Linked DNA regions of Homo sapiens: regions 1 and 3 are each linked to region 2. Evidence: chromatin contacts called from ENCODE Hi-C or POLR2A ChIA-PET data. All regions are on one chromosome and are shown on one strand. The core of a region is the stretch at or near the end of the contact, and the rest is flanking DNA. Distances in the headings are between cores, read along the strand shown.

Region 1 (3,817 bases), core at 437-2,936, 110 kb after region 2:
ACCACTTTTTCCTGTATTCAGCAACCTTTCCATTCTGTTTTACCTTTATATGTACCTCCCACTTACCAGAATAGTTTCAGATTGGCAGACAGATAGGTGTCTGATTCTATGAGCAATTGAATATGGATTCCTATTAATAGGGATAGGGATTCCCCAAACAAAAATTGCCCATTAAAGGCACCTGTTGGGCAGAAATGACTTCACACTGGTACCAGTTTCTGCCAGTCCTGTAAGTTAGGAGCAGCTGCTGCAATAGATCCAGAGGGAAGGCAATTGGTGCTGTCAGTCAAGATTCCTGGGGCTAAGATCTCTAGAAGTAAAGCTGAGCTATATTTCCAGGGTTGGCAGATCTATAAAGAAGGCAGCAGACTAAGTCCATGAAGACTGTATTTAAATCCCTGACACTTATCAATTTTGTAAATTCACTTAATCTCTCTGCACTTCAGTCTTCTCATCTGTGAATGGTCATAAAATAACCCCACACTCATAGAACTGTAAGGATTAAATTAGACATAGGCCAAGCGCAGTGGCTCCTGTCTGTAATCCCAGTTACTCAGAAGACTGAGGCGGGGGGATCACTTGAGGCCAGGAGTTTGAGGATGCAATGACCTATGAATGTGCCACTGCACTCTAGCCTGAGCGACAGAGTGGGACCCCATCTCAAAAAGAATTCATAAATAGGTGCTGCATTTAACAGCTTGGCACATAGTAAATACATAATAAGTATTAGCTTCTTTTAGTTCTTAGCCCAGAATCTGACACATGATGGGAACTCATTATTTTTAGGAGAGATGTGAATAGGGTTTGGTGAGAGGTGAAGAAAGCGGATTTATCTTCTCCTGCAGGATTTGGTAAGACGTTTTATAAAAGAGATGACGTGTTAGCTAGATCTTGATTAATGATCTGGAATTTGTCATGCAAATAACAGGAAAGGGGACTCACCAGGCAGAGAAAAAAAGTAGAGGAGAAGGCACAGAGATATCAAAGCACATGACTTTCATAGGGTGAGTGGAGATGAAAGTTTGTCTCATAATTTATGTCTACACAGTTAAAATGAATATTTTGAGATGCTCATTTATTATCATAAGGCAGCCACAGACACACACACAAAATAAATGTACAGCACCTTCCTGACATTTGCTACATACTCAAAGCACTGAGAGAAACTCCCATCAATGCAGAATTAGGTATTATATTTTATTAACAATTCTTCAAAAATTTGGCAATAACTTAGGCCTGTGCTGATTTAAGTGCCTATTTAATCACCTGCTTAAAGAACTGTGTAGAATGGTTCTAAACTCTCAGAGTGCATTGATAAGTTTTTGATATGAATGTCATATTTGATTCAGCAAACATTGCAGATCATTTTGAATTTGAATTTATTTATCATTTTGCCTTAGCTACGTAGTGTGGTGAGGAAAGCCCAGGCTGAAGATTTCATGTCTCAGCTCTGGGCTGCCACGGTGTAAAAATAAACTAACTTCCTGAGACCTTACTTCTGTCCTGGAATAAATAAAGAGTCAGACAAGCCTTTGTCTCTGTTTCTTGTTTTGTTTTTCCTACTGATCTAGGTAGGGTCTGCTGTGAGCCAGGAGCTTTCCTGGGCGATTTTTGTACAGGATCTCATTTAATCCTCTTTATAACCTTCAGCTGACCTCTAATATCCCTTCCTCATCCCTGGGCTTCTGCAATTGGCTGGTTTAGAGCCAGAGCAGCTGTTTTCTTATTTTAGTTATGCTGTCATTCTGTTTGGCTGGGAGCAAAACAAATGAACCATGGTGTTTTCATGTTCCAAAATGGGCTTTGGAGAGGGCAACTTTTCCTAAGCTTGGAAACGCTAAAGTAGACACAATGCTTTTCAAATCCCCCTTTCTTGTTCTTTGCCAAGAGAGTACAACGGGTTGCCAGTTTGATGATTGCCCAGATACAGTATCTGTGTCTTTTGTCTTTTTTTGTAGTGAGCTACTTTGCACATAATAGGAACTCAAATCATGTTCTATGAATGAAAATATTGTATTCACTTTTACTTTGCCATTTTTTAATTTCTGTGATTGAATTCTTAAGTACTGGGGTTTGCATATCATTTTATTCTTAAGTTTAACTTATCTCTTACTTATGGATCTGCTGAGATATAATTAATGTTTGTAATGTCCTTGAGGATCCAAGGGGTAAATCTCTCCAATAAAACAAAGACTTCAGACTTTTTTTTTTACTTTAATCCTTGGCATATGATAAGATTATAAAGTGATAAAATCAATTTAAAATTGATAATTCAACAGCCCTCTTTATGTCTTATCTTCTTTACCAATTGCACAAGGTCACTAAGATTAAATGAGGTAATATGTATATTTATAGTATATAAAATGTTATACAATATAATGATAATTGTTACATACCCAAGTTAGGGTTTTTCTTCAAAGTAATCTCTTCTGAAGAATGCATACTTATTATTTCGTGAATAAACATGAAAAGTGTCTATTCTCACTCATAGGTGGGAATTGAACAATGAGATCATATGGACACAGGAAGGGGAACATCACACTCTGGGGACTGTTGTGGGGTGGGGGGAGGGGGGAGGGATAGCATTGGGAGATATACCTAATGCTAGATAACGAGTTAGTGGGTGCAGCACACCAGCATGGCACATGTATACGTATGTAACTAACCTGCACAATGTGCACATGTACCCTAAAACTTAAAGTATAATAAAAAAAAATTAAAAAAAAAAGAAAAGTGTAGAGTGCTTGTGTAAAAATAGTTTGTCTTCTTTCTCTCTTTCTCTGTTTTTGAAATGGAGTCTCGCTCTGTCGCCCAGGCTGGAGTGCAGTGGCACGATCTCCGTTCACTGCAACCTCTGCCTCCCAGGTTCAAGGCGATTCTCCTGCTCCAACCTCCTGAGTAGCTGGGACTACAGGTGCATGCCACCACACCCAGCTGATTTTTGTATTTTTAGTGGAGATGGGGTTTCATCATGTTGGCCAGGCTGGTCTCGAACTCCTGACCTCAGGTGATCTACCTGCCTCAGCCTCCCAAAGTGCTGGGATTACAGCAGTGAGCCACGGTACCCGGCCTGTCTCCTTTTTCTTTGTCTTTCCTTTTCCTTCCAGAACAATTCAGTTCTAAAGCCATTTGGTGGGCAACATAAGGTAGGTATCTGCACTAGAACAGGGAGGGTGCTGTGGAAGTCCAGAGAAAGGCATCAGAGTCCAAGCAGTTTGAGAAATGTCTACACAAAGAGGAGCAGCCTAAAGCAGTGTCAGAGCCAGAATGGAGAGAGGAGGGCATCCGTGCATGTGAGGGAGTGTATGGAGAAAGATTAGTTACACAGAAGAAGATTGACCCAATATGTAGCAAATTAAAGGTAGTAAAAACCAGGGGTGTGTGTGTGTGTGTGTGTGTGTGTGTGTGTGTGTGTTCTTTCTGTCTACTCAGAGCACTTGGGGGAAGTAATAGGCCAATGACAATGAGCACACCTAGTAGCCACGTCTTGATTGCTAAATGCCATTTGCTACTAAAGGGAACCAGGGCTGCCTTTAGAATTGGCTGATTTTAGAACTGTGACAGGTAAAGTACAAGTTGAGCCTGGAACTTCTTGTGTCAAAAATCAAAGAAATGCTCAAGGAACAATGAAGTTTTGTTAAATATATACAGAAACAAACTTGAAGGAGCTCCCACTGGCCAAATCATGGACAATTTGAGTGTCAAAATAAATAAAGATAGTAAGGAATTAGGATGCATTGAATGACATAAGGAATCAGAAGTCCAATACAAATATTAATTAAAAGTTTAATTAGGAATGAGAGATTTACACAGCTTC
Region 2 (3,733 bases), core at 1,209-3,708:
GGAGACTTTTTTTTTAAGGCATGAGAAGTCAAAAAACACAGCAGTATGGAGTCATTTACTATAGGAGTGAATTACTCCATCTTCTGCAACATCATAAATATTGTTGACAACAGCCCACAGGCTGGAAAAGCCCAGACGGGCAACTTGTATGTTGTTATGTTTACATCCTTTATCTAATCATTTTAAAATTCATTGACTTGTTTATTATCTATGATCCTCCACCAGAATATATGTTCCTCATGAGCAGGCATTTTATCTGTCTTGATCACTGAAACAGTGCCTGTCACAGAGGAAGTCCTCAATATTTTTTGAAAGAAAAATATTCTCCTTTTGACAAATATTGTTTTGACAATTTTGGACATTAACATTCAATTTTATAACTACGTTTCTGGGAATTATTTGTCCTTATCTCTAAATTAATTGGTTTAGCCATCATTGCCTGTATTTTTATGCCATAATTCCCCCCTTTCTTGGATTCCTAATTTTGCTTATTTTTCAATATGTTGGCATATAGTTTCCCAATGATTTTTTTCAAAATAGAATGGTATGGGGCATATATTTTCTGGATCATTGTATATATAAAATTGTGTTTTACACATAAAAGATAACTTGCCAGGGTATACAATTCTCAACTATTTGAGAGGGGTAGTATGCTCTCCTGGCATTTAGAGTTACATACTAGAGCATTCACTTTGTTCAATCAGATTAGAACACCTTGTGGCGAGGAATGGAAATGAGGGTAGAGGAGGGAAATAGATACCTCTTTTCATTTTTTCCTACCTCATCTCCAAAGTTACACAGTAATGGGGATGGCAAGAAGAGGAATAAGTGGAAAGATATTTAGAAGTAAAGTCTAAATATCTGACTTGCAAAGTAAGTGAAAAAGAAATCTAGGGTACCTTCTAGATAACTTGCTAGGCTGACTTGGCTATTCTTGCTTCAAACTTGGATTTAGGGTTAATGTAATACTTTTGAGATTATCCTCCAAGCTCTTTTCCTCACCATCACATTTTAATTTGTAATTGGACTGTATCTTCAGTCAAAGTCCCCACTAGCTGAATGATTTATGCTAGGAGAGTTTGAGGCTTATGAATTCTTCTCAACAAACCCTTCTCTTAGTGATTCTTTACTCTGAATTTTTATTGTACTTTAACCAAATTTCTATTGCCACTTATTGTAATTGAAATAGGTTGCCTACTTGTCTGTCTCCAATGGACTAGGAACACCTCAAAGGGCATAATCTTATATTTATGTTTTTTACCAATGCTTGGCACTGAGAATAAACTGAAGCAATAATTATAGAATTAGTGGTCATATACAAGAAATATGCATTTACAAAAAAAAACACTTCACATACAGGAAGTTTGTGAGATGGCTATATTTGAAAGCATTTTAATTATAAGAAAACAGAACTGAAGCCAGACTCTTCAGAATTCCTCCAATTTATCATTCATTCATTTATTCATCAATGCTATATTTAGGTACCAAGCACTGGCTGAGTGTTGAAGACAGAATGAATGACAACATCCAGCTTTGGAGTCGATTAGGGACTAAAAAAGAAAGTGCATCTCACTTAGTGGTCCCACATTTCCCCTAGAGGGCAAAGCCTGACCTTGAGACCAGGTGGAATTGTAGGGGAACTTCAGATGGCAGGGACAAAGCCTCATTGGTCTTGTCAGGCAACGAGTAAGCAATCATTGCGTGTTTGTTGAAACAGGTTGAAAAAAATAGTCATTTTCATCAAATGAACTTTAAAACGGAGATGATCTAAATTCAGATGTATTTTTTTAAGTCCTTTAAAGTTTAACTGAAATGCAACATAGAAATTTATTTCTGGCCGGGCGCGGTGGCTCAGGCCTGTAATCCCAGCACTTTGGGAGGCCGAGGCGGGCGGATCACGAGGTCAGGAGATCGAGACCATCCTGGCTAACACGGTGAAACCCCCCTCTCTACTAAAAATACAAAAAATTAGCCGGGCGAGGTGGCGGGCGCCTGTAGTCCCAGCTACTCGGGAGGCTGAGGCAGGAGAATGTCGTGAGCCCGGGAGGCGGAGCTTGCAGTGAGCCGAGATCGCGCCACTGCACTCCAGCCTGGGCGACAGAGTGAGACTCCGTCTCAAAATAAAAAAAAGAAGGAAAGAAATTTATTTCTATTTGTACTAAATCTAATAGAACAAGAGCGTTAAAGTCCAGAAGAGTCGGGGATGGGCAAGTTTTATAAATAACTTGGCCTCCGCATTGAAGAGCCTGCGAGATGTGAGACCAGCTGAGAGCGGAAGCCTCTGGAAGGAGACCTCCTCATCTGGAGGGTGGGGGAGGGAGTGTGCATACTTGAGCCCTTGTCCTTGAAGGGGATTGAGCGAGCCGAGGGGAGGGGTAGGCGGTACTCGGATTTCCAATCACAATGGAGAAACCTAAGAGGCTGCGGTGGTTGTGGGGCCCCGCCCCCTCCTCCCTCCTTGCAGAGCCGGCGCCGGAGGAGACGCACGCAGCTGACTTTGTCTTCTCCGCACGACTGTTACAGAGGTCTCCAGAGCCTTCTCTCTCCTGGTAGGTTTCGGCTCAGGACCCTGAATCCTGGCCCACAGGCAAGCCTGATGGGACGTGCGGGGTAGTACTTGTATGGGGAGACGCGGGAAGGAGGAAGAAGCACATCTGTCCTCCGCGGCCTTTAGCTCTGAGCATCCGGCCGCGGGCCCTGACTTTGCCGCTCAGTTTGGGGCGCAGGGGGGGCCGTGCCCTGGCGGAGGAGCAGAAGGCAGAGGGTAGCAGCTGCGGCTCAGCGGAGAGACTTGTTGCATTTGCAGCTAAAACCAGGCCCTACTTGTCCTTGGTGGGTTCATGGCGGCCACATCACCCCCACGGCCTGCTGGCGGGAGTCGGGACACGTGCCCGAGTAGCTGGGGGAGGGGGACGGAACCAGGTGGCCTATGAAGGCTGGACGATCTTTACCTCGAATATTTGAATATATTGCCACGGTAATAGAGAAATGCCCTTGCACTCGCTGGGATGAGGAGAAAGGCACCTAGATGACCAGCACGTTTGGCGCTGCACTTATTTTTACCCGGCTCTGACGGTCTTTCCAGGAGCCATGCGCCAGTTCTTTCCTGCAGGGCCTCTTTTCTGGATGCTTAGGGGCTTCGTTTACTTTACCAGCCTTGGGTGCTCCGAGTAAGGAAGTCCTAGACTTGTCCCCACAGACCTTACTCGGGGAGATCTCTAGCTTCTGCATGCCCTCGTGATCTGCTGTTCTTTGCTGCCGGTGCCCTGAGGAAAAGATGGTTTGTGCGCACCGCGAGCAGTACAAGCTGCAGTAAGGGCCTGGGGAATGGGGGGAGGGGAGGAATTCAAAAGCAAAACCTGAATTTTTAAAAGATTACGGTGAGAAAGATTCTGCAAAGAAGATCTTTGTTCCTGAAATTAAGGCGCTCCTTTATTTCTAATGATTTATATCCACAGCAGTGAGGAGACATAAGGGACCAAGACTCAGAGATTTTTACCGTTTGTCGTTCTTGTTCCTTACAGCCTGCACTCTGATGTTGGCACAGGCCTGTATATCATGCAGACCATTTTCTTCTCATTTCTTAAAACTCTTTTTAAGGAAAAATTGAAGAAAAGCACTTTCTCCAGAAATATCTGAAAGAAAATCTGGTTCGAGCCTTTAAATTGTACTTCCTGAAGTTTTCTAAATTAAAAGGTCTATCAGAACAACGAATCTGTATTTATATAGCCAC
Region 3 (3,848 bases), core at 1,188-3,687, 120 kb before region 2:
TTTGTTGCAAATCTTCTCATAAATTCTCCACAGTACTTCAGCTCTTCTCATTCCAATTTTCTTATTATTTTTCTGTTACTATGATAAACATCACAGTCACCTCTGACTTTTCCCTTTTCCAATATTGACTCTGTATAACATTCCTTTTGTATGTATTTGTATAGTGCCCACTGATGTTACCTATTAGCCCAAGACCTCATTCCTTCTCTAATTAATGTAACAGTTTCCAGCACCCTCTTCTGCCAGTTACAGAATTTTGGAGCCCAGAGGGACTATACTCAAGAAATGCAACCCTTAAAGCCATTATATTCTCTGCTTCTGGATCAATCCTCTTAAAACAGGCTCTTATTGTGTAGTTTTCTGATCAAAATCTTTCCATGGCTTACCACTACATACTGAGGACTCCTCAGCTTCTTTTGTTGAGCATTTAAGGCTGTCTATGCATTTTTTAAGGCCCCAATATGCTTTTTCAACTTTGTATTTTTCATTCATTGATTCAAAAATATTTTTTGAGCCCATTTATAATTTAAATGGTGCTAGGGCCTTGCTACAAAGATGAACAAGTCACAGCCTTGCCCTCTAGCAGTCCCCAGTTTAAGGGAGGGGGTACAGGAGTGGTGGGAATGGGTGTGACGAGTACATGAAAATCTCATTAAGTATTGAGAGTAGGTGGTAACAGCGCCTGCCCAGGGAGCACTGAACTCAAGTGTCCAATCCTGCTGTGTAGCCAACTTGGCTTCATCAATGCTGACGTGGGCTGTCTTTTCTCTGCTTTTCTGTATACCCTAAATATATCTAGGCTTACAAAGCCTAGATCAGATGCCAAATAATCCATGGATTTTTCCTTAGTCTCCTACTCTTAAATATCTCTCATTTGAATTCCCATGACATTTTAAAATTTCCTTTCCTATTCTAATCACATCCCTGCTTGTATTAGAGAATATCTCTCTTACTACAACTGTCTGCCTCTTAAAAGCAACAACTATGACATATATTTATATATCTCTAGACACATAAACCTAAAAAAAGCTTACAAAGGTGTTCAGTAAATGTTCCCCAGGCTAAAATAATGAATAATAATGTGTACAAAGTCAAAGGTAAAATAGAACAATGGCGGGAATTGACTATACAAACTGATTCTTCATAGACTTGTAAAACTATTATACTACATAAATTACTGCAAAAATTAATGACAGTAGAAAGGAGGACTACCACTAACAAACTAGGATCCTGGGCTTACAGGGGTTAAGGAGATCTAACCACAAGGAGAAAAAAAAAGTTCTTAATTTGCCTTCATTAAAGACTAATTTTAGGTCTTTGGCTAATTAAATGAATACATTGTTTATGCTCCATACACTTTCGGCTCGAGTCTTGGAAAATACGTGGAACTTCCAAGAATTAAAGTTTCCATTAACGCAAGTGCCAAAATCAGGAGGCTTGACCTGTGGGAAAAAGCACATTTGTCTTCGCTGGCTCCTTTTCAAAAAGCTATAGATGTTTATTGTATAACCTTTTTTGTGCGCAAATGCTGTTTTATCATTCAGACCCATCTAGACAGAGGAAGAAGCTGCAACATTTCAGAAAGCAACCAATTACTGAGGACCGAATGACCTGGCCTTATCAGCGCTGAAGTGTTAACGGCCGTCCCTGTTTGGGGTAAAATTTCTTCATTGGGAGCCAGTCAGTGGTTTCTTTTTTTCTTTCTTTTCCTTAAGGGGCCGGGGGTGGTGGGGGGCAGTCGCTGTTTTGAGGTGTGTGTGTGTTTAATTCCCTGAGAACTGGCTTTGGCTGGTGAAGAAATACTTTACTATAGTGGGTTTCAGAACATCTTCCACCTGTATCTCTCCTAGCAGGTGGAAATTTAATGTAAATAATTGTGTGTGCCCACAGCTTGAACGCTTTGGAAGAATATTTTCTGACCTCTCTGCTTTTATTCAGTCCGAAGTAGCCCAGTTATCATGAAGTAGCCCAGTTATCTACCTAGATTACAAAATAAAATTAAAATTAAATCTCCTTACGTCAGTGAACTTGGAGTCAGAAAGTTCTCTCCCCTGAGCAGAGAGCCTTTTAAAGACTTGTGTGTCACGCTGGCGGCAGGGGGTCGCGGCTACTGGAAAGGAGCTGGCTCTGCAGGTCCCGCCCTCCCCCGGGTCGTCCCTCCCTCTGGCCTGCTCCCTACCTCCCGGGGACTTGCGCTCGCCCCCTCCCCGCCCGCCCCCTACTCCGCGACAACGTCGGCTTCCGAGGTCTGGCGTGCGTCAAAGCCCTAACTGGGAGGCTGATTTGTGGAGCATCGCCCCCCCGCCCCCGCCCCCCCAGTCCCTCCTCCTTCCACTGAAGTGGCCAAGGGAGTTGAGCTGAGCAGGGGGAGGGGAAGATCTACACCCATCCCCCTTCCTCTAGCCCTCCCTGCGTTTAGATTCAGTTGCACCTTTTATTATTTTAACTCTTCTCCTTAGGACACGCAGCCCCCAATTTGTCCCTCCGGCCTGGGCGGCCCCTGGTCCCGCGCGCCAGCATGGGAGAGCGAGGGACCTGCCCGCGGCCCGCCGGCGTGTGCAAGGAGGTCCAGCCGCCGCGCCCGCTACCCGGAGTCTGTAAGTTTCAAAGCTGCTCCGGGGGAGCGGAGGGGGGAGGCTGTCCGTGTTCCCGTAAATGATTTAAAATGCAAAACACCGCAGAGGCTTGCAGTGATGGATGGACTTTTCGGGGCACACTCCCTACTGCAACCCGCAGGCTGTTGTCTTGGGTTTTTTCCCCCCCGCACCTTGTATATTTGATTCCTTCGTTGTAAAAAAAAAAAAAAAAAAAAGTTTTCAATTTATAATATTATGATTTCCACAGGAACCTTTTTAACTCTTTTTAGATGCAACTCATACTTCTTTCGCATTTAAAATAATTCTTATAACTTATAAATTCTATAGCACACCACTTATTATAATTTTGTCAGATTACACGTTATTTAGACTGCGCAAGGAGTCATGGCCTTTGCTTACTTCTAAAAATAACGGAGGAAGAATTTTCTCTCTTTACTTTTAATATTGCTACATCATCTAAGTACTTTAATAAGTAGATCGTGCACCCAACTGGTCTTAATCTTCATGACTGACGCCACGTGCTGTAGCCTTGCACTAATTTACAGACGCGGTTAATCGCAGAGAATTATCTTTGAGCCTGCTGTTTACCGGAAGGCTCCTGGTTTTGTTTAACTAAGGCTATGTCCATATGTACTCAGAATAAGAAAAATTGAAACAGTTCTTTTTATTAAAACCAAGTAATTTTTCTGAGATCCCAGAACTCAAGCACAAGCTAGATTCATGTTTGGGTTAGTAAAAATCACATTTTTGGTTTTGCATGTCACCTCGCACATGTACAGACATATCCTTGAATACAAGGACCCAAGAGGTGAGGATAGGGTGGGTTTTTAAGTTTTTAATAAATGTTTCCCTCGTGCAGGAGGACGGGTGTCCAGGGACGGAGAGGCAGGTGAGAGGGAGGTGGCTAAGCTGGCTATGGTGACAGGACGATGTTGGCCAGAAAGAGTATCATCCCGGAGGAGTATGTGCTGGCGCGCATCGCCGCAGAGAACCTGCGCAAGCCGCGCATCCGAGACCGCCTCCCCAAAGCCCGCTTCATCGCCAAGAGCGGGGCCTGCAACCTGGCGCATAAGAACATCCGTGAGCAAGGACGCTTTCTACAGGACATCTTCACCACCTTGGTGGACCTGAAATGGCGCCACACGCTGGTCATCTTTACCATGTCCTTCCTCTGCAGCTGGCTGCTCTTCGCTATCATGTGGTGGCTGGTGGCCTTTGCCCATGGGGACATCTATGCTTACATGGAGAAAA

Evidence for each region. Hi-C counts contacts between places; a loop is a spot of excess contacts on that map. ChIA-PET counts read pairs that join two places held with the same protein, here RNA polymerase II (POLR2A). Pooled maps may share reads with other maps.
Region 1: a loop to region 2 is called in a pooled map, with 2.7 times the contacts of the local background. The contact joins the enhancer-like site here to the promoter of LDHB in region 2. A Hi-C loop is called at or near these places in 5 of 50 pooled maps. POLR2A ChIA-PET finds 5 or more read pairs at or near these places in 9 of 52 experiments (A549, MCF 10A, PC-3 and 5 more).
Region 3: a pooled map shows a loop between it and region 2 (5-fold over the local background). The contact joins the promoter of KCNJ8 here to the promoter of LDHB in region 2. A Hi-C loop is called at or near these places in 4 of 50 pooled maps. POLR2A ChIA-PET finds 5 or more read pairs at or near these places in 5 of 52 experiments (Caco-2, HEK293T, OCI-LY7 and 1 more).

What each region holds. Positions count from the first base shown.
Region 1 is chr12:21,549,913-21,553,729 of GRCh38, reverse strand. The region is part of intron 11 of GYS2 (glycogen synthase 2); the gene reads left to right. Among named protein-coding and RNA genes, the nearest start is that of SPX, 26 kb to the right of the region's middle. Within about 2 kb of position 1,686, at least 2 of the 41 ENCODE cell types and tissues checked have a DNase peak (open chromatin) inside an H3K27ac peak, as active enhancers do.
Region 2 is chr12:21,656,567-21,660,299 of GRCh38, reverse strand. It overlaps LDHB (lactate dehydrogenase B), which reads left to right and starts at 2,458. Exons shown (of 8, transcript NM_002300.8): 1 at 2,458-2,549. RefSeq lists enhancers at 1,977-2,156, 2,031-2,559, 2,537-2,786, 2,817-2,906.
Region 3 is chr12:21,773,295-21,777,142 of GRCh38, reverse strand. It overlaps KCNJ8 (potassium inwardly rectifying channel subfamily J member 8), which reads left to right and starts at 2,437. Exons shown (of 3, transcript NM_004982.4): 1 at 2,437-2,597; 2 at 3,457-3,848. The coding sequence starts at 3,527. All of the region lies in intron 2 of KCNJ8-AS1 (KCNJ8 antisense RNA 1), which reads right to left. RefSeq lists silencers at 2,023-2,240, 3,554-3,848 and enhancers at 2,083-3,080, 3,081-3,848.